Linked DNA regions of Homo sapiens: region 2 is linked to region 1. Evidence: chromatin loops called from intact Hi-C (ENCODE). Cell type or tissue: Caco-2. All regions are shown on one strand. Each heading gives the region's core, and the rest is flanking DNA. Links, peaks and the distances in the headings are about the cores only. Region 1 overlaps ARMC2 (armadillo repeat containing 2). Region 2 overlaps SESN1 (sestrin 1).

Region 1 (12,044 bases), core at 2,708-10,707:
GTGTGAGCCACCACGCCCAGCCAAGTCTCATATTTATATATGCGATTATTAGTTACTTTTAAAGGAGTATATGAGGAAGAAAGGGGTGCAGTACACTGTTAATAAATTTGATTAGAGTAATTGCATTAAAACACAAAAGTAGAGGAAGATGAATACCAAAATTTCACATTAATTTAGAAAAGAACACATAGTAGAGATGAAGGAAAGAAAAGAAAGGGGGAAAGTTTTGGTCTTTTTTATCATTTGTATAAAAGAAAATTTAAAAGTAATACTGCTTAATTTGATAATATACATATATTTCTTTTTAAGGTCTATTTCTGGAATGCTTTGAGATAATCACAAGTAACATCTAAAGTTGAAAATTACCTTCTAGGCTGGGCGCAGTAGCCCACGTCTATAATCCCAGCACTTTGGGAGGCTGAGGCTGGTGGATCATGAGGTCAGGAGTTCGAGACCAGCCTGACCAACGTGGTGAAACCCCATCTCTACTAAAAATACAAAAATTAGCTGGGTGTGGTGGCACGCGCCTGTAATCCCAGCTACTCAGGAGGCTGAGGTAGGAGAATCACTTGAACCCGGGAGGCGGAGGTTGCAGTGAGCCGAGATCGCGCCACTGCACTCCAGCTTGGGTGACAGAGTGAGACCCCGTGTCAAAAAATAAAAAAAGAAAAGAAAATTCTCTTCTAAATCATACAAAAATATCTAAGTAAATTAAACATGGGGTGATAAGGAAATATAGTGTTTTTTTTTTTAAAAAGCAAAGTATAGGATTACTGACGGAATCAAATGGTCTAAGTTAGCTGTGTATTTATCTAAAGTAGTAAAAAAGAAAAATAAAAAACATCCTAAGTATCTAATATTAGGGAATAGTTTATTAAATTGTGGGACATCAATACTATCATATTAAGCAGTCACAAAAAAGCATAACTGTGAACATTATGTCTAAAAAGGGAAACATTTGTAACCTACTGTTAGATGGAAATAATATGTGCCCTCATTACAAAGGTGTAAAAATGTATTTGTAGGAATAAGGTCATCTGAACAAAAAATTATTTCTGTTTGAAAAGGATGGCATATAGGTGATTAGTTTATTATTAAAAACTATCTTTAAAGTTATTTAATTAATTTATTTTTTGAGATGGAGTTTCACTCTTCTTCCCCAGCTTAGAGTGCAAGGGCATGATCTAGGCTCATTGCAATCTCTGCTTCCTGGGCTCAAGTGATTCTCCTGCCCCAGACTCCCAAGTAGCTGGGATTACAGGCACATGCCACCATGACTGGCTAATTTTTGCATTTTTAGTAGAGACAGGGTTTCACCATGTTGGCCAGGCTGGTCTCGAACTCCTGACCTCAAGTGATCCACCCACCTTGGCCTCCCAAAGTGCTAGGACTACAGGTGTGAGCCACCATGCCCGGCTACGACATTTCTCTCTCTCTCTCTTTTCTTTTTTTTCAGAGACAGGGTCTTGCTCTTTCACCCAGGCTGGAGTGCAGTGATGCCGCCATTACAGCTCACTGCAGCCTTGACCTCGTGGGCTCAATCAACTCTCTTGCCTCAGCCGCCAGAGCAGCTGGGACTATAGGCATGTGCCACCATGCCTGGCTAATTTTTTCAACATTTTGTAGAGATGTTGCCCAGGCTGGTCTTGAACTAGCAGGCTCAAACAATCCTCCCACCTCAGCCTCCCACATTTTATTAATGAGTTTTCAGTTACTTTAAAAAAATAATAGAATCTGTCAGGCATATTTGTTAAGTATTTGTTCTGTGCTTGATCCACAAGTATTTACTGGGCACCTGATGTGTACCAGGCGCTATGCTGCTCACTGCAGAAGACACCAAAACGGCCATGGTCAGCCCCCAGCTGGAGGGGCCTGGGGAGGGGAGCACTGCCTGTGGGGCAGCTTCTGCATACCCTCCTGCACTAGGCCACTTACAAAAGTTATTCTGGAAATTTGGTGTTGTCGTTCACACTTTGCACTTGAGGAGTGCGTGCCTCAGATAGGTCACAGAACCATCTCAGCATCACCTGGGCATGTATTAGGAATGCAGAATCTCAGGCCCCCCCCAGCACTACCGACTCAGAATCTGCATTTTACAAGATCCCCAGGGGATGCATGTGCACAGTGAAGTCTGGGAAACACTGTTGTGGAAGCTTCAGAAACTGTAACACATGGCAGAATGGAGATTCCTTCTGTTCCCAGGAGGAAAATAGGAAATGGGAACCTTAATAAATGTTTAATGATTAGGTATTTAAAATAATATTGTTTAAAACCCCCAGAAAATAAGCGGGCTTAAGAAAACAGAAGAACACAGCGGACACCAGGACTCTAAGATAGCGTCAGTTGTACCAGTGAAGGACAAGAAACTTCTGGAGGTCAAACTGGGGGAGCTGCCAAGCTGGATCTTGATGGGGGACTTCAGCCCTAGTGGCATTTTCGGAGCGTTTCAAAGAGGTTACTACTGGTACTACAAGTACATCAATGTGAAGAAGGGGAGCATCTCGGGGGTTACCATGGTGCTGGCATGCTACGTGCTCTTCAGCTACTCCTTTTCCTACAAGCATCTCAAGCACGAGTGGCTCCGCAAATACCACTGAAGAGGACACGCTCTGCACCCCCCCACCCCACGACCTTGGCCCGAGCCCCTCTGTGAGGAACACAATCTCGATCGTTGCTGAATTCTTTCATATCCTAATGGCAATTAACCTCCAAATAAAAGATGACTGGTAAAAAAAAAAAAAAAAAAAGAAAGAAAGAAAACAGAAGAACATTTCTATATTGATGGAAATATATATTATTCCTAATATCTGGAAATATATTTGAATTGGTTGACTACCTTCTACTAGATTGTGAGTCCTTGAGGTCAAAACCACAATTTATTACTCTTTCTATATGTAGTATGTAGGATGTGTTCCATACTTAATAAAACTTCATGAAAAAAATGAATACAACTCACTTTCCTTTTCCCCAACAAATCTTACATTTTTAGTAAAAAGTGGCAAAGGAAAACAAAACAAAACAAAACCTTGTATCAGAGTTTTCATTAAAACAATAAGAAGAAAAAACAAAAATGAAAACAAAGAAAAGAAAAAAGACAACTACAATTTCCAGGCCTGCTATAATGTCAATTTACAGTCAGTGCAAATTTGTACCGCTTCTCCATTGTTAACCGTAAAATTATGACTTTAAGACATAAAAAGATAATAAAATCTTACATTTATGCAAGGGATGTAGACGATCTTATTTTAAAAATTCCCTGTTACTCTCCCTTTCCTTTGCTCTGCTTTATTTTTCTCCCTTAGTTCTCATTATCTCCTTTGGTACCTGCTGTGTTTGCTGTCTGTCTGCCCTGCTACTGTGGCAACCCCAGAGGAAGGAGCTAGTTTATTCACTTGTATTCCCAGTGTCAAGAGGAGTCTCTGGCCAGGTGCAGTGGCTCACACCTGTAATCCCAGCACTTTGGGAGGCCAAAGTGGGAGAACTGCTCAAGGCTAGGAGTCTGAGACCAGCCTGGGCATCATAGCGAGACCCCAATTCTATAAAACATTTTTTAAAAATTAGCCAGGTGTGGTGGTGCATGCCTGTGGTCCTAAGCTCCTCGGGAGGCTGAGGCAGAAGGATCACTTGAGCCCAGAATTTGATACTGCAGTGAGCTGTGATCTCGCCACTGTACTCCAGCCCTGGGTGACAAGAGCGAGATCTTGTCTTTAAGAAAAAGAAAAAAAAAAAATGTTGGCACAAAGTAGGTTCTTGTGGTAGGGTAGTTTTCTTCTTATGTTAAAAACAGTAGTTTATTCTATTTAAAGTAAATTTGGCAAATTAAAGAAAAGTAAGAAAAGTTTAAAATCACTCATACTAGTACCACTATATAGCATCACAGTTGGTAATTGGTATTTCTTTTCTTTTTTTACCCTGTACATAGGGCGCTAGATTTTTTCCCTCCTAAATATAGTCACATTCATACTGTATATATTTGTTTGTACTCCTTTAAAAAATCTTAATATAGTAACATTTAAGCTTATATATTTTTGTATATTATTTTGTAAGAGTTTCTGACACAAAGATTAAAATTAAGATGACTGTCTGGAAAACTTTCATTTGCCAGTATTTGCCAATAAACAGGCAGAGAGAAGTTGTAAAAAACTTCTTAGTCCCATATAGCTTTAGTTTTTGCTGATTTTTTCTTCTTCAACAGTTCTTATGATGTAGTCTTTTAACATTTTACATAGAACCGCATCACCAAGGCCTAAGCTAAACAAGATCTTGTCTGGAATGTTACAGGAGATCCAGGCAGTAGATGGGAAGTTGGCCTTGATGGATTTGAAGGTCCCTTCTGAACTGCTGGTTCTGTAGCTAGTCAGAAGGCAAACCTACCCAGCTCTGCACTCTGGAGTTTAGCCTAGCATCTTGCTCCTGATTCAGCAAGGCCGTCAATGTCACCAAGAGGGCTTTATCTAATCATATGTTTAGTTCAAAACATGTTCACTGCCTGGCAGATCACTTAGCCTTTTGCCCTAAAATAGTTAAATTTGTGTCATATATATAATTAATTTGAATGACACCATTAATAACCGAAATAATATTTACTCTGCAAAGCATTAAAATAATTCATGTTCCTTCCTTCCTCCTTCCTTTCCTTCTTGCTCTTTCTTTCTTTTTTTTTTTTTCCTCACTCTTTCTCTCTTTCTTTGGCTTGGTATGGAACAAAATGTCTAGGATTCAGATTAAAATAGCAAAGGCAATCTTTGGGCAGCTGCTGCACCGCCAGAGCCCTGGAGTGATATCACTATTTCAAAGAAGTATTGCTTTCTTGACCACATATCACAATTTTTAAAAAGAGAGTTAATAGTTTGAGAGCTGAATAAGAATGTAGCCTCCCCCTGATATTACATAGATATATGCTCAGAAAATTCTGCTTTATGAAAGACTTCATTATCAGAATAAGAAAAGGTGGCATTCTTATTAACTAACAGTAAGTACGCCAACACTTACCTTCACTGTGTACTGTAAGATTTTAAATTCTGTAAATTATGGGGTGTTAGCACAAAGCTTGTACTTGTATGAAACCAAGAAAACAAAGCTTCATTCATTTGTTTTAGCGGCTCTCTTAGAACATTCTATAATAATTGTGGCTTATCTTTTGGTTCCAACTGTTTATGGCTGTGACAACAAAGTGCTCCCCTCAAACAGTGATATCATTTTGTTTGAGACAGAGTTTCTACAGACTTTTTTTTTGGTGTCTGGCCTTTTCTTCTCACACCTTGTGAAAGCCTTCTATGACCACTGAGGTACCTTCCTGTGACCACACGCAGCTGTATTTCGGTTTCACACTGGTTCCTAAAGCACCTGATTTATTATGACTGTGGCCTAAATTACTTAGTTATTTATTAAATCATATGACAGAATCAAGCATCCAAGAGAAACCACTGCCTGCACCATCTGCTACTGATCTCCAGTCAAGTTATTTGAGCAACCATTTTGAATGTATTTGCCTACGGTTATTTCTTTTTCTTTCTTGCCTTTCCTTCCTTCCTTCTTCTTCTTCTTTTTTTTTTTTTTAACTTAGTTGCAGTCCAAAAACGTTGAGTTTCTTTTAACATTTTCTATGTACTCAGCCTTAGTTCCTTAGATAATATTTCCTAGTCAAATTCTGAGATGTCAGTTTATTACCTTAATTTTTTTCCAAGATTCTAAACAAATACACTGCATTTCTAATATTCTTTGTAATATTTAAAAATAAAGCATTAAACAAAGCTTTTATGTGATATAGTCTACTAGACCAGAGGAAAGAAAAACTTACTGCTAGAATTATTTTTGCAAGTTTAAGGCTGAGCGAGTCTGAACCAACATCAACTAGTTTACACAGGGTCTTCAGGAGAATACTTCTTCCCTTAAATTTATTTCCAAGCATGTTTCCTTCCTCTAAAGCATGATGAAGTTGTGTGCAAGCAGCACAAACCGTTTCAATGTTTTCTTCTGTCAGAGCAAAGAGAGTAAAGCAACACTTACTAATTAAGGTTAAGTTTCCAAGTGTGTCAAACACAGACAGTGTAAGTAAAAACCCCATAATTATTTCCTTGGATATCTTCAAATTCCTGACCTCTATTTTTTTCTTATCTTATCACTTCCATCTACCTGATTTTTTTCATCCCTTTGATCCATCTCCTACCATGTTGACTTATTGCTTATCAGTCATTAGCTTATCTAGAATACACAGTCTTTCAAAGAGGTATTGAAGAATGGGACTGCTACCTGCTTCAGTTGGCCTCCTTTACTCCAGATGCCCTCCACCTCAGCCCGTGATCTGCTCAGTCTCACAGATGCATGCCACTTGCATCTTGACCTTCAACTCTTTTTTGCATAGCTCTACTGGCCTAAAATGTTCTCCATAACCCTCATTCCTACTGTTTTTGGTCCTTCGAGGCTCTGTTTATGTTGTAGCTGCTTCAGAAAAGATGCACTATTCCACATTCAACAAACATTACCTTAGGTTACTTATTTTTCATGTACGTATGTGTGTGTTGTGTTATATGACCAGTGCCCTCAAATAGATGTCATACTAAGTGAGCCAGTCTTACATTTCTTTCTATCAATAGCACATGGTACAGTGAGAATATTGTATAGAATACTGTATATAGCATAACTTCACACATATTCATTTTCTAATATATCTGTTGACAAAAACAATGATCAGTATTTTCCTATGAGAACAATGCTCATTACCTAAGAAAAGAGGGTTCTAATAGAACAAAAGCCTGAAATGTCACAAAATCCACCATTATCTGGAGGTGGTTATTAAAAAACAGGAGAATAAAAATATTTTTGTAAATCCAGCACTTTGGGAGGCCGAGGTGGGAGGGTTGCTTGATGCCAGGATCAAGGCCAGCCTGGGCAATATAGCAAGATCCTACTTCCAAAATAAAATAAAATAAAAAATAAATTTAAAAAAAGGAGAGTATTTTAGTTAGGAAACAGGGAGATCTTGAACCTTTCATCTTATAATTATGTTTGTGAGGAAAGTAATACCTATATTTTTTTGAGATGGAGTCTCACTCTGTCACCCAGACCGGAGTGTAGTGGTACATTCTTGGCTCACTGCAACCTCCACCTCTCAGGCTCAAGCAATCCTCCTGCCTCAGCCTCCTGAGTAGCTAGGACTCCAGACGCTTGTCACCACACCTGGCTAATTTTTTTATTTTTGGTAGAGATGGGGTTTTGCCATTTTGCCCAGGCTGGTCTCAAACTCCTAATCTCAAGTGATCTGCTTGCCTCAGCCTCCCAAAGTCCTGGGAATGTAATTTTTGGAAGTGGCAGCCACACTAATTGTCATACAAAGAAGAAAAATAGCACAAAAAAATGGAACATGAGGGGAAATAAAATAATCTAATGTATTCTGTCAAATAATATTATCTCTGATAGATTCCTTCATGAAATTTAAAAGTAGGAAACCAATCTTAAATAAATACCATAATGTGCTCTTAGAAGCCCACATAGAGGAAGTGTGTGCCTGCAGAAGGAAGTGACTCAGGCCATTTTTAGCTCTTTTCAACAATAACATCTAAGAAAAAATTTTAAACCTCAATAGCTAAGTAACCTTCAATGTCTTTTGGTTATGCACTTAAATGAATGAATTGATGGGAAATGACTTAGCCTAACTTTAAATAAAGGGAAAAACCTGAACTCCTATTGTATGAAACACTTGTGTTTTGTTGTTTTATTCTTCTGTGACTGGCAGTTTCTTTACAAACCCTAAGTCCAGGCTCTGGGCCACTCATTGGCAGTGGGTGGTCCTCAAAGTATTTTCTAAGACTTCCTTCCACAAACTCTTCAGCCTGGTAGGTTCTACTCAAGAATACTTGTTTTTAGCTTTAAAAAGGGGTTAGAAAGAAAGGCTCAAGGGTCAAATTTTAAACTATTGATCAAATCAATCCTTTATACCAAATAGTTTGTTATAAATGCTCTATAGCTTCAAAAGACAACTTGAATCTACAAACTATCAAGATTTGCAAGGGGCTAAATCTAGTGGGTAAAAGTTTGATTGTAACAGAGAGTAACATAATCTCAGAGTAACTTCTATCCCCAAGATATGTATTCATTACAAAGGAAAGAATAAAAACCTGACAGTGGGTACAGCTGTGGGACACGACCAGCAACAGAATGCATCAGCATCGTGTACTCCTGGCAGGAGGTGCTGAGAGGGACACAGCAGCACTCATGTGCTCTGCCTGCCCAAGATGCTAACCTGGAGCTCATCACGGGAAAACATCAGACAAACCCAATTTGCGGGACAGTCTGTAAAATATTCCTCAAATACATCAAGATCACGAAAGAGACGTGACAAATGATGAGAACTTGTGATCCAGGCTTTTATTTTTTCTACAAAGGAAATTATTGGGACAAATTGGCAAAATTTGAGTAAGATTTTTATAGTATTGTATGGTAATTTCCAGATATATAAGAGAATGTTTTTGTTTCTAAGAAATACATGCCAGCCGGCTCAGTGGCTCACACCTGTAATCCCAAAACTTTGGAAGGCCGAGGCAGGTGGATCACTTGAGGCCACAAGTTTGAGACCAGCCTGGCCAACATAGCAAAATCCCATCTCTACAAAAAATACAAAAAATTAGCAGGGTGTGGTGGTGCGCACCTGTCATCCCAGCCACTGAGGAAGCAGAGGCACAAGAATTGCTTGAACCCAGGAGATGGAGGTTGCAGTGAGCTGAGATCGTGCCACTGCACTCCAGCCTGGGCAACAGAGCAAGACTCTGTCTCAAAAGAAAAAAAAAAATTAGGCCAGGTGCGGTGGCTCATGCCTGTAATCCCAGCACTTTGGGAGGCCAAGGCAGGTGGATCATAAGGTCAGGAGTTTGAGACCAGCCTGGCCAATATGGTGAAACCCCTGTCTCTACTAAAAATACAAAAAAATTAGCCAGGCATGGTGGCGGGTGCCTATAGTCCCAGCTACTCAAGAGGCTGAGGCAGGAGAATAGCTTGAACCTGGGAGGCAGAGGTTGCAGTGAGCCGAGATTGCGCCACTGCACTCCAGCCTGAGTGACAGAGCGACTGTCTCAAAAAAAAAAAAAAAAAAAAAAAAAAAAAAAAAAAAATTCCTTCTTTCCTGTAGGAAGGCTTCCTACAAGAAAGGCCTTCACAATACTGACTCAGTGTCCCCATTCAATGTTGTGCAATATATTTTCTTGTGTAACCCTTATCCAGACTCATTGTTCTTCTCACTAGTGTTTGCACATATCTCCTGAAATAAAGGGCCCAAAGCTAACGTGGCACGCTAAGATGAGGGTGAACATAGTAACTCTAGAGGGGAAAAAGTCATCACATTCATATCCTTAGGACTTTGGGCTGCAGAAGCCTTTGGAGATAACCTAATCTCCACCTCATCTGGCAGGTGAGAACACTATTGCACACAGAGTCTAGGTGACTCCTCATGGCCATACGCTTGGCGAGTAGCAGCACCGGGACCAGAACCCCGTCCAGGGCTCCCACATTAACCATGAACACAGCCAAGCACCAATGGGGAGCAGAGGAGGGGTGAGGTCATTTGAACCTTTCAGTAATCAGGTCTTTTGCAGCACATCTCTGTTTGGTTGCTGGGGAGGGTTCATTTACCCTGCTTCTCTTAGAGCATCTTCCTGTGGCTACCAAGCTGGTTTGCTCATCAACAACTCCTAGCAAAGGCTTACTGTGCACTGTGTGCCAGGCCCTGGGCTCTCCCTAGGGCTATGACCACTGCTCCAGAGGAGCCTGGTTAACTTCAGAAAGAGAATCCTTGAGGAGCTAGCTGCAAAGAGGGAGAAAGTGGAGGGCCATCCCATGACACGCTTTCCCTACCCTTGCAGGGACCCATCGATGGTGGGCCTTCACTTCTGGGGCAGTTCAGAGCGCAAGGGTGGGACACATCCCAGGCCATTTCCCATGCTGTGGGTGGCATTCCTGACGGATGTGCTCCCTTCAAGAGAGTAGGACAGATACCAGTTGGACCAAGGAAACCACGGGCACACCTGTCAAGGACGCCAGTTTATGAGACTCAGCTTCCAAGCCTGAAATCTGTTTTAATCTTTTACTTTCTTGAGTATGAAGAGCCACCTGAGAGAGGTTAAACCAGCATTTCCTTGGACAGAGGAAATGCTAATTAATTTATATTACAAAGGGAAGTTTTAGAAATTGGCTCTCTTGGTGCATTTAAAGCATAATCTTACTAAAAATTATGTGTGCATGTAATATTTAACACACACAGGGTAAATAAATAGATGACTTCATTTGTTTTTGAACATGTTCACAGAAATGATAGTGAAAACTTACTAAAAATATCAGGGCAATGGGGAACACATAAATAACTACAGGTATTTTTTAAAAAAAAAACAAAAACGGTTTTTTGTTTGTTTGTTTGTGTTTTACCCTTTTCTAATTCACGCAAAATCGGTACAATCCTTGTATTCCAAAAGACTTCGTCTACTTCTATTTCTGCGTCCTCTTCTTGCAGGTCAGCTTTTGGGACTGCAAAAGAAATCCAGAGCAGGAGAAAAAGCTATGAAAAAGGAGTTGTCATGAAGCATGGTCAAAAGCCTTTACTATTCATCACTACAATTAATAAACTAGAGAATTAAATTACCCTTTGCTCTCCAAGCCTGACTATTTCTCATTAGAACTACAGGTCTTCTAATCAAATTACCCCAAATTAAACTCAGACTGGATAATGTAAAAAATCAGAACTTTAAAATGTGATCTGGTCACTTCATAAAGTAGTAAGCTTTGTAAATACTGATGACTGTCAGTAAGGCAAACAGTTTTGAGTACATTTTTACTTAAACTTATCCCTCTGTAATGTAGAATAGGTAACTATAGATATATAAAGAATAAGGATTTTAAAAATGTGTAATGAAAAATTTTCTAAAAGGGAGACCTAAAATGGACATTTTCTATAGAAATAAAATGTCTACACTAACATGGGGCCAGTAGCATTAATGCCAAGTGATTTTGTGTGGTGTAGCAGAAAAGCCTGGGCCTTCGGGGCTGACAAATCTCAATTCAAATCCCAACTCCACTATGGACATGGTGAGTGATGGGGTCCAGTTTCTTATCCTTCCTGAGTCTCTGTTTCCTCATCAGCAAAACAGAATATTTGCCTTCAAGGGTATAAGAATTAAAAGACATGGTATAGGTAAAGCTCTGAGCTCAGTGCCAAGCCTTTAGCAATATACAGTATATAATTAATTTCATTTCCCTGATTAAACAAGTATACAAACATGTTATCACCCCTGCAGTATCTCATGCCTGTGTGATACTACCAAGCCATCAAGAGTAGATGCTGCCTGTGAATATGGGTTGTAGGGAATAGCAACCATTGACTGTGTACTCTAGATGCAGGAGGCCTCCATTTCATTTTTGCAGTAACACTATGAGGAGGTTCCCAAACTGTCTCCATTTTGCAAGTGAAGAAAGTGGAGCCCAGGTGTATTAAGTTATCTGCCTGGGGTCATATAACTCCCCAGCCTCTGCATTTGACCTCAAAGCTATGCTGACTTGCAGCAAACTAGCCGACTAAAGGGTAACACTGGGGGGAAATGTAACTCATATTAGAAACTGCAAATTATGATTATATTTCACACAGGCAGTATCTCAAGATCTAAAACACTGACTGTAGCTAGAGGTGGCTTTGCTGTGCTGAGGCATTACTGAATAGTCCTGAGATGTATTCCTCAGTCTCTCTTCTCTGAAGACCACCCCTTAAGTCCTTTATCCGGCACTTGGTCTACATCAAGTCAGGGAGTCCATGCCCTCTCGGGGCAGGGTGGACCTGGTACCAATTAAGTGTCCACACAGAAGATGCCTGGACCCTAAAAATGTCACACAAAGAGTTAGAAATCAGGAAGGATCGGAAGGTGAGAGGTTGGAAGAGAGAGAGAGAGAAGAGACAGAGAAAGACAGAGAGACAGAGACAGACAGAGGAGCAAACGGGTATATGGCCCATGTATTTTCAGGTTACTTTGCACAAAGGACAAGTTGAGCAGGGGGCCTATCAATAGCAC
Region 2 (12,044 bases), core at 2,130-10,129, 87 kb before region 1:
CTTTTTAGCACTGAATAATTTTTCATTTTCTGGATGTAGCAACATTTCTTTATTCCAGTAGCTACTGAAGAACACATTGGTTGCTTCTAAGTGTTGGTGTATTATTCTGTTCTCATGCTGCTAATAAAGACATACCCAAGACTGGGTAATTTATAAAGGGAAAGAAAAAAGAGTTTTCTTACACAATTTTAACATTTTAATATTAAAATGAAATGCCATTTTTTTTTTAATCCCAACTTTAGCAGATCAGTGAAGGAACAAAGAAACCTACTTTGTTTCCTTTCCCTCTTATTTCAATATAATTTATCAAGAATTACCTTTCCTAAGAATACTTAAAATTTGGGCTCTTTAAGAGGAGAATAGGTAAACAAAATAAATTAGTGACAGATAATGTGAGTTGACAGAGATCTTTTTTAAACTTTGAGTCATCCTGTCATGAAACCTAATCCTTTTCAGCTATTTTTTATTTGGTTACTGACTCTATGTCAGGAATAACTGGGGAAAATGCATGCATGCACCACAAGAATCTTCAGTATCGTCATAGAAACACTTCCCATCATGAAAGTCTTAGAGAAAGGGCTTAATACTGGGCATTTCAGTATAACTGTTTGGATCAAAAGAAAATGTAAAGCACAAGTGATATAGATTGTCTCTTAATATAGAATTATCCTGAGAGTCATTCTCCAGCAAGTATTTCTTGAATATCTACTATGTACCAGGTACTATGCTAGGCTTGGGATATATACAAGTAAACCAAACAGATTTCCTACCTTTATGAAGGTTTGGTCTGGGAAGGGAGCCTGCATTAAATCAATATCATGCGAGTAACAATTATAAATTATGATTGGTCCTCTGAAGGAAAGAGGAGAGGGTTGTGTTAGAATAATTGGAGCTTGTGGGGTAAATGACAGTGTTTACAAGGATGTAAGCTGCTACCTGAAGGATCAATGGGTGGAAGCCAGGAAGAATGGAAGATAGAGGTCTTAAAAGCATTCCTGGCAAAATAAATTTATAAGGGGGGAAACATTAATTTTGTATGTATACATTGAGATTTGAGATTAAGACTTTTTTTTCTCTTTTTGAGACAAAGTCTCTCTCTGTTGTCCAGGCTGGAATACAGTGGCACAATCACAGCTCACTGCAGCCTTGAACTCCTCCTGGGCTCAAGTGATTCTCCTGCCTTGGTCTCCCAAAATGCTGGGATTACAGGCATGAGCCACTAGCCCAACCCAGACTTCTTAATATATTCATTTTATAAGAAAGGTATAAATTGCATAGATTTGATCTAGCTTTTGTAGCAAGAATGCAGCAGGGTATAGAAGTATAACCAGTTTGACTAGTGCAAAACCACTTGGCCAGTCCTTTGTCAGCCCCATTACTCTATGTGTGACACTGCTCTAGTCATCCCAGCAAGTGACAGCTGCCAGATCCATTTGCAGAGGTCAGGTGGCCAACTCCAGCCATGTAGACATCTTTCATGTTTAATTGGTAAATTGTAGAAATAAAGCTAATTATTAAAGATGATAGACACATTGACAATATGTATGCCCAGTGTACACAGTTGATGCAAAATCACTTATACTTTGTGTATCTTATTTATTTAAAGATTAAGCAAGTAGAAGTTATCTTACGCAGTTCTGCTTTAAATTGACAAGTAGTTTAAAACAGCATAAATGGTAATGACATTATTGCTAATTTTATAAGGTAAAAGCATTAGAATGTGTTCTTAAAATCATTTTTTTCCTTATATTTTAAAATCTGCATGTCTGTATTCCTAATAGGCCAAAGTAGTTTTTTATTCATTCATGTACATTAAAATTATAGGAATATTTTCCCTATATTCTACTAAGATATAAATTCTGGCCAGGTGCAGTGGCTCACGCCTGTAATCCCAGCACTTTGGAAGGCCGAGGTGGACAGATCACAAGGTCAGGAGATCGAGACCATTCCTGGCTAACACGGTGAAACCCCGTCTCTACTAAAAAACACAAAAAATTAGCCGGGCATGGTGGCAGGCACCTGTAGTCCCAGCTACTCGGGAGGCCGAGGCAGGAGAATGGCGTGAACCTGGGAGGTGGACCTTGCAGTGAGCCGAGATCGCGCCACTGCACTGCAGCCTGGGCAACAGAGCAAGACTCTGTCTCAAAAAAAAAAAAAAAAAAAAAAGATATAAATTCTTATGAGACAGACTTAAAAGATAATTCATATATATTCTATGTCTGCCACATGTAACATTAATTGTATTTTTTCTTCAGGTAAGTGATTCTTTCTTTGAGGTTGAAGCCCTCATGGAAAAGATGAGGCAGTTACAGGAATGTCGAGATGAAGAAGAGGCAAGTCAGGAAGAGATGGCTTCACGTTTTGAAATAGAAAAAAGAGAGAGTATGTTTGTCTTCTCTTCAGGTAAGAACAACCATTATATAGTCAATATAATTATTGCAAACTCAACTTTTTATTTAGAGAATTTAAATAACTTTTAAAGCATCAATCTAAATATGTCCTTCCTTTTAGAGAGACTATTGCATAGGTATTCCTATTTACAAATAATTTTTAAAGCAAGCAACTAAGAAAAGGTCATAAGTGAAAACATCCTAGACTAAGGGGGAGGACATTTAATTTGGATTCTGGCACTAAAATTACTTCTAATAAGCTTTGTGAACTTGGCTTAGTCACTTAACATATGAGTGCCCTCTTTTTTCTCTTTTTTTTTTTTTTTTTTTTTTTAAGAAACAGGGTCTTGCTTTGTTGCCAGGCTGAAGTGCAGTGGCGTGATTGTAGCTCACTGTAACCTGAGACTCTTAGGCTCAAGCGATCATCCTGCCTCAGCTTCCTGAGTAGCTAGGACTACAGACACATGCCACCATGCCTGCTTAATTTTTTAATTTTTTTTGTAGAGATGGGGTCTTGCTATATTGCCCACGCTTCTCTTCCTTAATATGAGGAAATAGTCCCAAGATTGCTTCTAGAGTTAAAATTCTGTGATTTTTTTGGGCACGGCAGTTTGTACCTGTAGTACCGGCTACTCAAGAAGCTGAGGTGGAAGGATCACCTTGAAGCCAGGCATTCCAGACTAGTTGGGGCAACATAGCAAGACTCCTGTCTCTAAAAAAACAACAACAAAAATTATATGATTTGTGAAAAGGAGATATTTATTAAATTACCAACAACCTAAATCCTCTATGTTTAACCTTTATCTATATGCAGGCTACAGGAGATAATATATAAACCAGGTAATTTAAAGGAGAAAAAGTTTATAAAGTGTCTCCAGATGTATTTTGACAATATAATAGAGTGGGAGAAAGAGCACCGAGTTTCTTAATAGCAAAGAAACAATCAAATTTGTTTAAATGGAGGTTGGATGTTCACTTTTTTTTCTTCCAGGAAAAATTTTTGTTTCCATGCCTAAAGATGTAGAGTTGTCATCTAATGATACACTTACATGAAACTATAATCTCATCAACTCCTAAACATGATGATAGTCCAGAAAGTCTTAGTCACAGTGCAGGCAGCACTGTAAAAATGTTAACCCATGGGATTTCTTTCTTTGATCATGTTACATATTATATGTCATTAATATTCAACAAAAATAATCTAAGTGCTAAATTTTGGAGCATAGCTGATTTTTGTAGTTATCTTAAAAATTATCCAAAAGTATGTTCATACTTTGAATAAGTCGAACCTAATACATATAAATTGGAATGGGAGGAGAGAGAAAGGATCTATGAAAGAGGCAATAAAAGGCATAGAGAATTCAACTATGAGTTTTCATTTTATAACAGAAAATCTCCTTTTACTACATTCTGTTTACTAGCAAGTAAACTACTTTGTATAATTGTAAGACTACTTTGGTTGATATTGGTCACTCAGTATCAGAGAAAGAGTTATGCCATTTTTACTCCTTTGGGTAAAATCAATTTTAACTAGCATCCTATTTTTAAAAACCTTTCAATGGCCTTTTTTCCCAGATGATGAAGAAGTTACACCAGCAAGAGCTGTATCTCGTCATTTTGAGGATACTAGTTATGGCTATAAAGATTTCTCTAGACATGGGATGCATGTTCCAACATTTCGTGTCCAGGTAAAATTGCAACTTGTATGCACATGATTGACTAGAAATATCTCAGTCTGACTTAAAATACAAAACAGCCACTTAGATTTGAGAACTATGCTAAGTGCTTTGCAGGCAGTATCTCGTCTTGTTTCAGAATAAAAGGTGAAAGACTGTTTCTAATTCATCCATGGAATCATACTGTAGTTTCAATGTATGTATATCTTAAAAATTTTATTGTGTAAATATTTAAATATGTAAGTATTTAATTCAGATGAGTTGATACTCCCAGCGTTCCCAAATATTGTTAGGGGCCAGTGTTAAATAATAACTATTTTACCAGAATTATGAAAATATTTGAGAACCATAAGATTTTGTTTCTTTGCTCAAAAAACTAAGGGGCCTGGCACAATGGCTCCCGCCTGTGATCCCAGCACCTTGGGAGGCTGAGGCAGGTGGATTGCCTGAGCCGAGGCATTCCACGACCAGCCTGGCCAACAAGGGGAAACCCTGTCTCCACAAAAAAAATAAAAATAAAAAATAAAATAAAATTAGCCAGGTGTGGTGGCATGTACCTGTGGTCCCATCTACTCAGGAGGCTGAGGTGGGAAGATCACTTGAGCCTGGAAGGTTGAGGCTGCGGTGAGTTGTGATGGAGCCACTGCACTCCAGCCTGGGTGACAGAGTGGGATCCTGTCTCAAAAAATAATAAATAAGCTAAGGGGCAAAATTTAGGCACAAGGAAGAGTTATAGAATAATTATGCAATAGATTAGAAATTGAAGACATCATGTGGGCTGGAAATTTTTTATGGAGGGACATTAGGATTTGAAGAATTTGGATGGTGAAAAGGGTATTGTAAGTAGAGGAGACTAGACAATAATTAAGCTTAGGTTGAGGGATAGAGTGAAGGAAGGAATTATAAAGAGATTGGTTGGCTGCTGAGAGCTTCAAGCTAAAGATTCCTACTTCTGATTAGTGGTGTATGTTTAAAATTGGTTAGGTGTGCCTTAAATGTCAAAGTAGTTTACATTAGATTATGTGGGGTTTGTAGGCTTTGACCAGCGTGATGGCATACTATCAAAGAGGTGTTTTTAGGAAAGCAACAAAGAAGTAGGGGCTTATTAAGTTTTGTTTCAGGTGGAAAGAAAGGAGGCAAGGAGATTTAATATAGGAAAACTAATTAGGAGACTCAGTTAATAGGGCTAAAAGGCAGAAGTGCAGGTAGGAGAAGGAATGGGTGATAGATGTGTTTAATTAAAAATTCACAAAATTTGGCCAGATCTGGTGGCTCCCACGTGTAATCCCAGCACTTTGAGAGACCAAGATGGGAAAATCACTGAGGCCAAGCATTCAAGACTAGCATGGGCAGCAAAACAAGACCCTATCTCTACAAATAATTTTAAAAGTAGCCAAGCAAGGTGGCCTGTGCCTATAGTTCCAGTTACTCAGGAGGCTGAGGCAGGGAGGATCGCTTGAGCCCAGCAGTTGGAGACTGCAGTGAGCTGTGATCATACCATTGTACTCTAGCCTGGACAACATAGTGAGACCTTGTCTCTTAAAACACACACACACACACACACACACACTCATAATTTGAAGACCACTTGAATGGCTGCAGCAATGGAAAAGGAGAGGGGACTCCCAAGCTGGTCACATCTGGGGGGCTGAGTGGAGAGAGAGTGAAAGACATAAAGGCCAATGTGTAAGGGGAAGAGACTATTAGTTTTTTTTTGTTGTTGTTTTTTTTTGAGATGAGACTATTAGTTTTTAAACTCACTGAGTTATAAAACACAACCTTTTGCATGTTGCAGTATGGGAATTGAAAAAAAGATTGGAGTGTAAGTGAAGCTGGGAGTTAGGGATAAAAGCCAGTTGGATTGTCAGCCAAATGACAATGATTTTTACCATGCTACAGAGCTATAGATATAGAACTGTACTTGACCACATTTATTCACATTTGTTCTATTCCCTGTATTTAGGACTATTGCTGGGAAGATCATGGTTATTCTTTGGTAAATCGCCTTTATCCAGATGTGGGACAGTTGATTGATGAAAAATTTCACATTGCTTACAATCTTACTTATAATACAATGGCAATGCACAAAGATGTTGATACCTCAATGCTTAGACGGGCAATTTGGAACTATATTCACTGCATGTTTGGAATAAGGTTAGTCTTCTTTCTGTGTTTATAAAGAGATGTTTTCCTCTGGGCCAAATTATTCAAGTGCTTGGAGCGCACATGCACATAGACACACACATAATCAAAACCCATCCCCTCCCCAATAACTTATTTTTATGCTATTTATGCTTCAAAGAACCACTTTATTGCAGCTTAGTTTTTTCTTCTCTTTCCTAGCTAGGCAGGAGGGAGAGTTAGGGACCTTGACAAGAATTGAATGACAGCTGCCTCCAGGAAAGGGAGGACAAGCAAGCTGGTCCTAGAACAAAGTTTGTAACTGAACACCTTTAGTATCTTTTCTCTTCATATAATCTATCTCTTGATACACTTATGTTTCTACCTCCTTGGAAATCAGTACCCTTATATTGCCCCTCTGGCTGTTCTTAGGCTCCTTCTGAGGAGTACTTGCTCTCATAATACGTAATCAAAATGCAAAACTTTCATGTCCTTGCTGTTAGGTTTTCAGCCATGTTACTATGTTACATTGAAAATGCAGTCATTGTATACCACCTTCTCACACATGCACACAAACTCTGAGCTACAGTGCTTACTAGTTAACTATTTTTGCTGTAAAATCAGGCTTTCTATTATCAGAGACTCTGGTCAAAACCTACAAACCCTATTTAATCTACTCTAAACGGATCTGGCATTTGAAGTACAGCTGACCAACTTTAAACTAATTTCCCACTAATCAGTAGCCAGACTATTGACTTTAGCCTCCTCAATGGTGGTAGAACCAGCTTTGCAAGACCTTTGTCCCCTTTCCACTGAAAACTCAATAGGAGACTTCAGTGCCTATGTGATTGGAAATCCATTACCCAGTGGAGCAACGCACACAACTGGTGCATGCAGCCATCTTGGCTTAAAGCAGGATAGGCTCTCCTAAGTATAGACCATCCTTCTCCTCGCAGCCCCTGCCTTTTTTCTCATTTGACCCCAGAAACTCCTAGAAACATGAGTAAAGTAATTCTAATTATTTTTATTTTATTTATTTATACAAGTAAATTTCTCTATATAGAGAGATATCTATCTCTCTCTATCTCTCTCTATATATAGATATCTCTAGATCTAGAGATCTAGATCTAGAGATATCTCTATCTCTATAGATATCTCTCTATATATATATAGATATCTCTAGATCTAGAGATATATATACAGATATTTCTATATCTCTAGATATAGAGATGTATCTAGATCTAGATATATATCTCTAGATCTAGAGATATCTATCTATATATAGAGAGAGAGAAAGTACTAGTACCAATAACAAATGTAATTAATTTGTTTCTTAATTTCGATAATACTCAAAATCTGTTTTCAGAATTTGTTCAGCCAGGCGCGGTGGCTCACGCCCATAATCCCAGCACTTTGGGAAGCCAAGGCGGGCAGATCACTTGAGGTCAGGAGTTTTAGACTAGCCTGGCCAATATGGTGATACCCTGTCTCTACTAAAAATACAAAAATTGGCTGGGCATGGTGGCACACACCTGTAATCCTAGCTTCTCGGGAGGCTGAGGTGAGAGAATCGCTTGAACCCAGGAAGCAGAGGTTGCAATAAGCCAAGATAGCACCACTGCACTCCAGCCTGGGCGACAGGGCAAGACTCCGTCTCAATAATAGTTTGTTCCTCAGTGTGGCTACGTGTTCATGATTGCAGATATACACTATTGCTTGGTACCCAGTGCTATGTTAATATTGTCAGCTTTCAGGAATGATTTACTTGGGTAGTAGAAAAAATGTTATGTTAGTCTCCCTAAGTACTCTGTTTCTTATCCCTTTATACTCACTTATTCATCTGCAGTTATAAAGCTCTATCATTTTTGGGGACAGCTGCCTACACAAAGAGAGAAAAAATACAGTATTAACTATTGATGTGTATACTTTTGTAAGATGAAAACAGGTTATACACTGAAAATATCATAATTCTCATTATGTCTTTCAACAGATATGATGATTATGACTATGGTGAAATTAACCAGCTATTGGATCGTAGCTTTAAAGTTTATATCAAAACTGTTGTTTGCACTCCTGAAAAGGTTACCAAAAGAATGTATGATAGCTTCTGGAGGCAGTTCAAGCACTCTGAGAAGGTATGTGCCTATTGTGGCTTATTTACTTTGTAACTTAGCAATGATTCGTAGTCTCCTTCACCTAACCTAATGGTGCTGAAACCCTTTCCATCACCCCTACCAACCCAAAGAAAAACATTCCAGGACAGCTGTCTCAGGTACCCCTTCAGAAGGGAACCTGATTATGTTGATAGAGTAAAAGAATAAAGACAGGGAACACAGGTGGGCTGGCCCGTCTTCAGAAGTGCTGGCATGGCTGTCAGCACATAGAAGACTGTTTTATAAAAGCTGTGTATAGGTAGAAGTGTCTGTTCTCTTTGAAACATCTTTATAGAAATTACTGAATAATGATTTGGCAGGGGAAGTTGCTATTCTGATAAAACAGTGTCTAGATTTTCTGACATGTAACAAACCTCCAAGAAACATGATAAAATATAAATGAAAGCTCAATCTATCCAAAAAGAATATTAGGCCAGGTATGGTGGCTCACACCTGTAATCCCAGCACTTGGGGAGGCCAAGGCAGGCTGATCACTTAAGATCAGGAGTTCAAGACCAGACTGTCCAACATGGTGATACTAAAAATACCAAAAAATTAGTTGGACATAGTGGCATGCACCTGTATTCCCAGCTACATGGGAAGCTGAGGCATGAGAATCGCTTGAACCCAGGAGGTGGAGGTTGTAGTGAGCCAAGATCGTGCCACTGCACCCGAGCCTGGGAAAGAGTGAAAGTGTGCATCAAAAAAAAAAAAAAAAGATAGCTGCTGTTTTGAGAAATTTATAATCTGTTCAACAAACCCAAGGCTAAGTTATGCTGTACTACATAGGAAGTGTAGGAAGTGTACTTATTTTATGTGTTCATTAGATTCACTGAAAAACTGATTGTGAATGCTTGTAACCCTTCCTTATATGATGTTGTATTTTATATTCAGGTTCATGTTAATCTGCTTCTTATAGAAGCTAGGATGCAAGCAGAACTCCTTTATGCTCTGAGAGCCATTACCCGCTATATGACCTGATGCCTTTCCTTCATTAAAGATGATTCTGGAATGATCAGCAGATATAGTCTACAAGGGGGAAGGTACTAAGCCCCAGGACCAATGGTAGACAAAATAATTCAGAAATCCATTGTGCCATGATTCCTTTAGTTTCTGCTATTTTTCTGTGGAAAACCACTGCTGGCACAAGCAGTGACTGTTTGGCAGCTTCAAGTTTAGAGCTGTGAAGACAGGCTGCCATTCACAGTATTTTGCTTTTTGACAGTACAAGATGCTGTGTAACTGTTTTAATACAGCAAATAGTAACTCTCCAAATCCTGTTGCTTTTATGTTAAATAAGATAACAAGAATTGGAGCATGCAAAGAATGGGACTTGGATAATGACTTAAGCTTTATATGTAAAGAATTTTAGAAGATCTTGGTGCTGCTATTCCTGCTGGAGGAATGAATAGATGGCTGTTTCAGTTAAGCTATTAGTAATAAAAGTGAACATTGCTACTATCTGAGCCTACATACATAACTTGTGTGATTTCAAATTAAACTTGCATTATGTGTTAATTTTCTTGCATCTAAAAAAGCATAGAATTCCTACTCACACAGCTCAGCAACAACCATTTTGATGGTAACAGTTAATTTCTTTCATTAGTTTTTTAAATTCAGGGTTCTGGATATTAAATTAAAATGGCATTCTTAAAGATTTTCTTCAAAAAGCAATCCTAAATGAAAGTGTGTAAATTATAAGAAGCTGGCGATCTTTTGATATGCTGTTTCACAGGATCCTGACACTGGAGGGCAGCTGTCTTGTGCATTACTTGTGTTTCCAGCACCAAAGTTGTGGGACATGTTGCTGTAGACTGCTGCGCAGTCCTGGGTGCATTCAGTCTCTCTGCCTCTGCCTGCCTCCTGGTCCCCACTTTAAAGGCTGTGCAGCTCCTTAAATAATAAAGCTGGAAAATATTTTTAGTCGGGTTATCAAATTTGATTTACAAAAACGCTAACTTTGTTTGAAATGCAAACAGGTTTGAAAATATGTATTAAGTACTTTGTATTCTGGAAGCGTGAATTGCTTTTGAAGTCTGTCAGTATTACTGGTATTTTTAAATAAAGAAGAATTTTTCTCCAATTTTATTTGCTGTCTCAATCTCTTAAAAAATCATGACTTCACTATTAGTAATAATTTTGAGTTTCTATCTACTTTCATAAGCCAAGTACATTCACACTTAAATGGCAAAACAACACTTGAAGCCATTTTGAAACATACAAAGAGGAGTGGACTTTCTTTAGAATCTTATCTGAGACCATTTTTATCTTGGAAATGACTGGTATGGCCCTATGCCTGCTCTCTTTTCAACTGTTTTAGAGTTCCAATAGAATTTTAAGAATTACTAAAAAGAAGGATTCATTAGGGAGAGACTACAGAACAAAAAATGACACTCATCAGACAAGTAGAAATAGCTCTAAGTTTAACTGAAGCTGTTGTGATGATAACTCTGTTAGTTACTCCTCAAAACATTTATTGAGCTCAATCTAGTGCCTGCCTACAAATGTATGGGGTAGTGTGGAAGTAGGGGTTGGGAAGGATCAATTTTGAACAGAGGTGGTACCTGTCCTCAAGGATATTTACTCTCATGAGAAGACAAGACTATAACCTTAGCTAGGAATAGAGTATTATTATCTTCAATATGTTTTATATTTAAAGAAACTTACTTATAAGTGCATTACTCATTGAATATGCATCATGCCTTTGTCCTCTTCTGCCTGCTGCTGAGTTCTCTCACCAGAGCAATACAATTGAACCCAAGAAGATAGTTAAAATTTTACTTATCCCATTTCTGCTCTTTGTTCCTCCTCTTGAAAATACAAAATTTCTAGTAGAGATTCTAATCAGCAGTAGAGTGATCACAAAACAAGATCAACTAGAATGCATTTAGTCCACTGGAACTTATAATCACTTAGAAATTGAAATCAAAATTTTAATGAGTTAAAAAATATGTTTATACCTAAAGTAATAAAAGTGCATGTGATACAAAGTTAATGTTTCAATGCCTTCCATTTAGCAGGTGCTTCCTGTTGGAGTGTTTTCTCAAAACTAAACACACAGGATTTCTAATGTTACTATATAATCTTTGAAACCAGTAGTTTCCAAAATAATTAGGGAAGGTACATTACACTGGGGATATCAAAACCTTCCCCAACCAGAGGAAAATTTTCTTCTAAAATAATCATGAGAAGATTTCTGGTTGAGGGTCCCAGGATTCAAGAGTTAAAATCTTGAGTTGTTTTGGCCGTATTTGGGAAAATTTTTTATTAGGCCAAACTTTATCATCTCTAAGAATGAGATTGATTTTGATACAGACCACCAGGAGATAAGTAGATAAGTAAAACTTGTTGGATAAGCACTTTTTATCAATATACTCTGAAATTTTATTAGCATATTCATATATGTGAATATCATACATGAATCAGAAATGTTACTAGCATATTTGTATATGTGAATATCATATATGAATCATCATACTAGTTTTTTGCTAACACTGGTAGATGGGAGTAATGTCAGCAAGATGATGGACTTGGGAACTCCACGTCCTCATTCTCCCAGAGACGCTGAGTTAACAATATATGGGCCAGAATATCTTTGTGAGAACTCTAGAAACCAATTGGGAAACTGCAGCATTTAGGCAAATGCAAAGCCAGGAAAAGGCCGCACCAAAAGGCTAGGAAAGTTTGTGGATTTTGCTCACCCT

Evidence for each region. A loop is a pair of places that touch in the nucleus more often than their neighbours do. Peaks named below come from ENCODE experiments on the same cell type or tissue, not always from the same donor. Only the 100,000 strongest peaks of a DNase experiment are listed, where the experiment ranks them.
Region 2: it touches region 1 in a loop (6-fold over the local background); 5 of 110 quality-filtered maps call a loop at or near these places.

The regions. Positions count from the first base shown.
Region 1 is chr6:108,898,162-108,910,205 of GRCh38, reverse strand. It overlaps ARMC2 (armadillo repeat containing 2), which reads right to left. Exons shown (of 18, transcript NM_032131.6): 7 at 10,414-10,512; 8 at 5,801-5,976. LOC124901481 (ATP synthase subunit f, mitochondrial-like) reads left to right here and starts at 2,180. Exons shown (of 2, transcript XM_047419651.1): 1 at 2,180-2,194; 2 at 2,280-2,597. The coding sequence starts at 2,180. The coding sequence ends at 2,597. It overlaps ARMC2-AS1 (ARMC2 antisense RNA 1), which reads left to right. Exons shown (of 3, transcript NR_104137.1): 3 at 1,463-2,066. It also overlaps the pseudogene ATP5MFP2. RefSeq lists an enhancer at 12,021-12,044. In Caco-2, for the core only: no CTCF peak of the experiment used is centred there; DNase peaks (open chromatin) are centred at 5,295 and 6,285.
Region 2 is chr6:108,984,821-108,996,864 of GRCh38, reverse strand. It overlaps SESN1 (sestrin 1), which reads left to right. Exons shown (of 10, transcript NM_014454.3): 6 at 2,256-2,403; 7 at 3,966-4,078; 8 at 6,030-6,220; 9 at 8,178-8,322; 10 at 9,235-12,044. The coding sequence ends at 9,321. It also overlaps a transcript of ARMC2 not described here. Among named protein-coding and RNA genes, the nearest start is that of ARMC2-AS1, 67 kb to the right of the region's middle. In Caco-2, for the core only: no CTCF peak of the experiment used is centred there; a DNase peak (open chromatin) is centred at 7,034.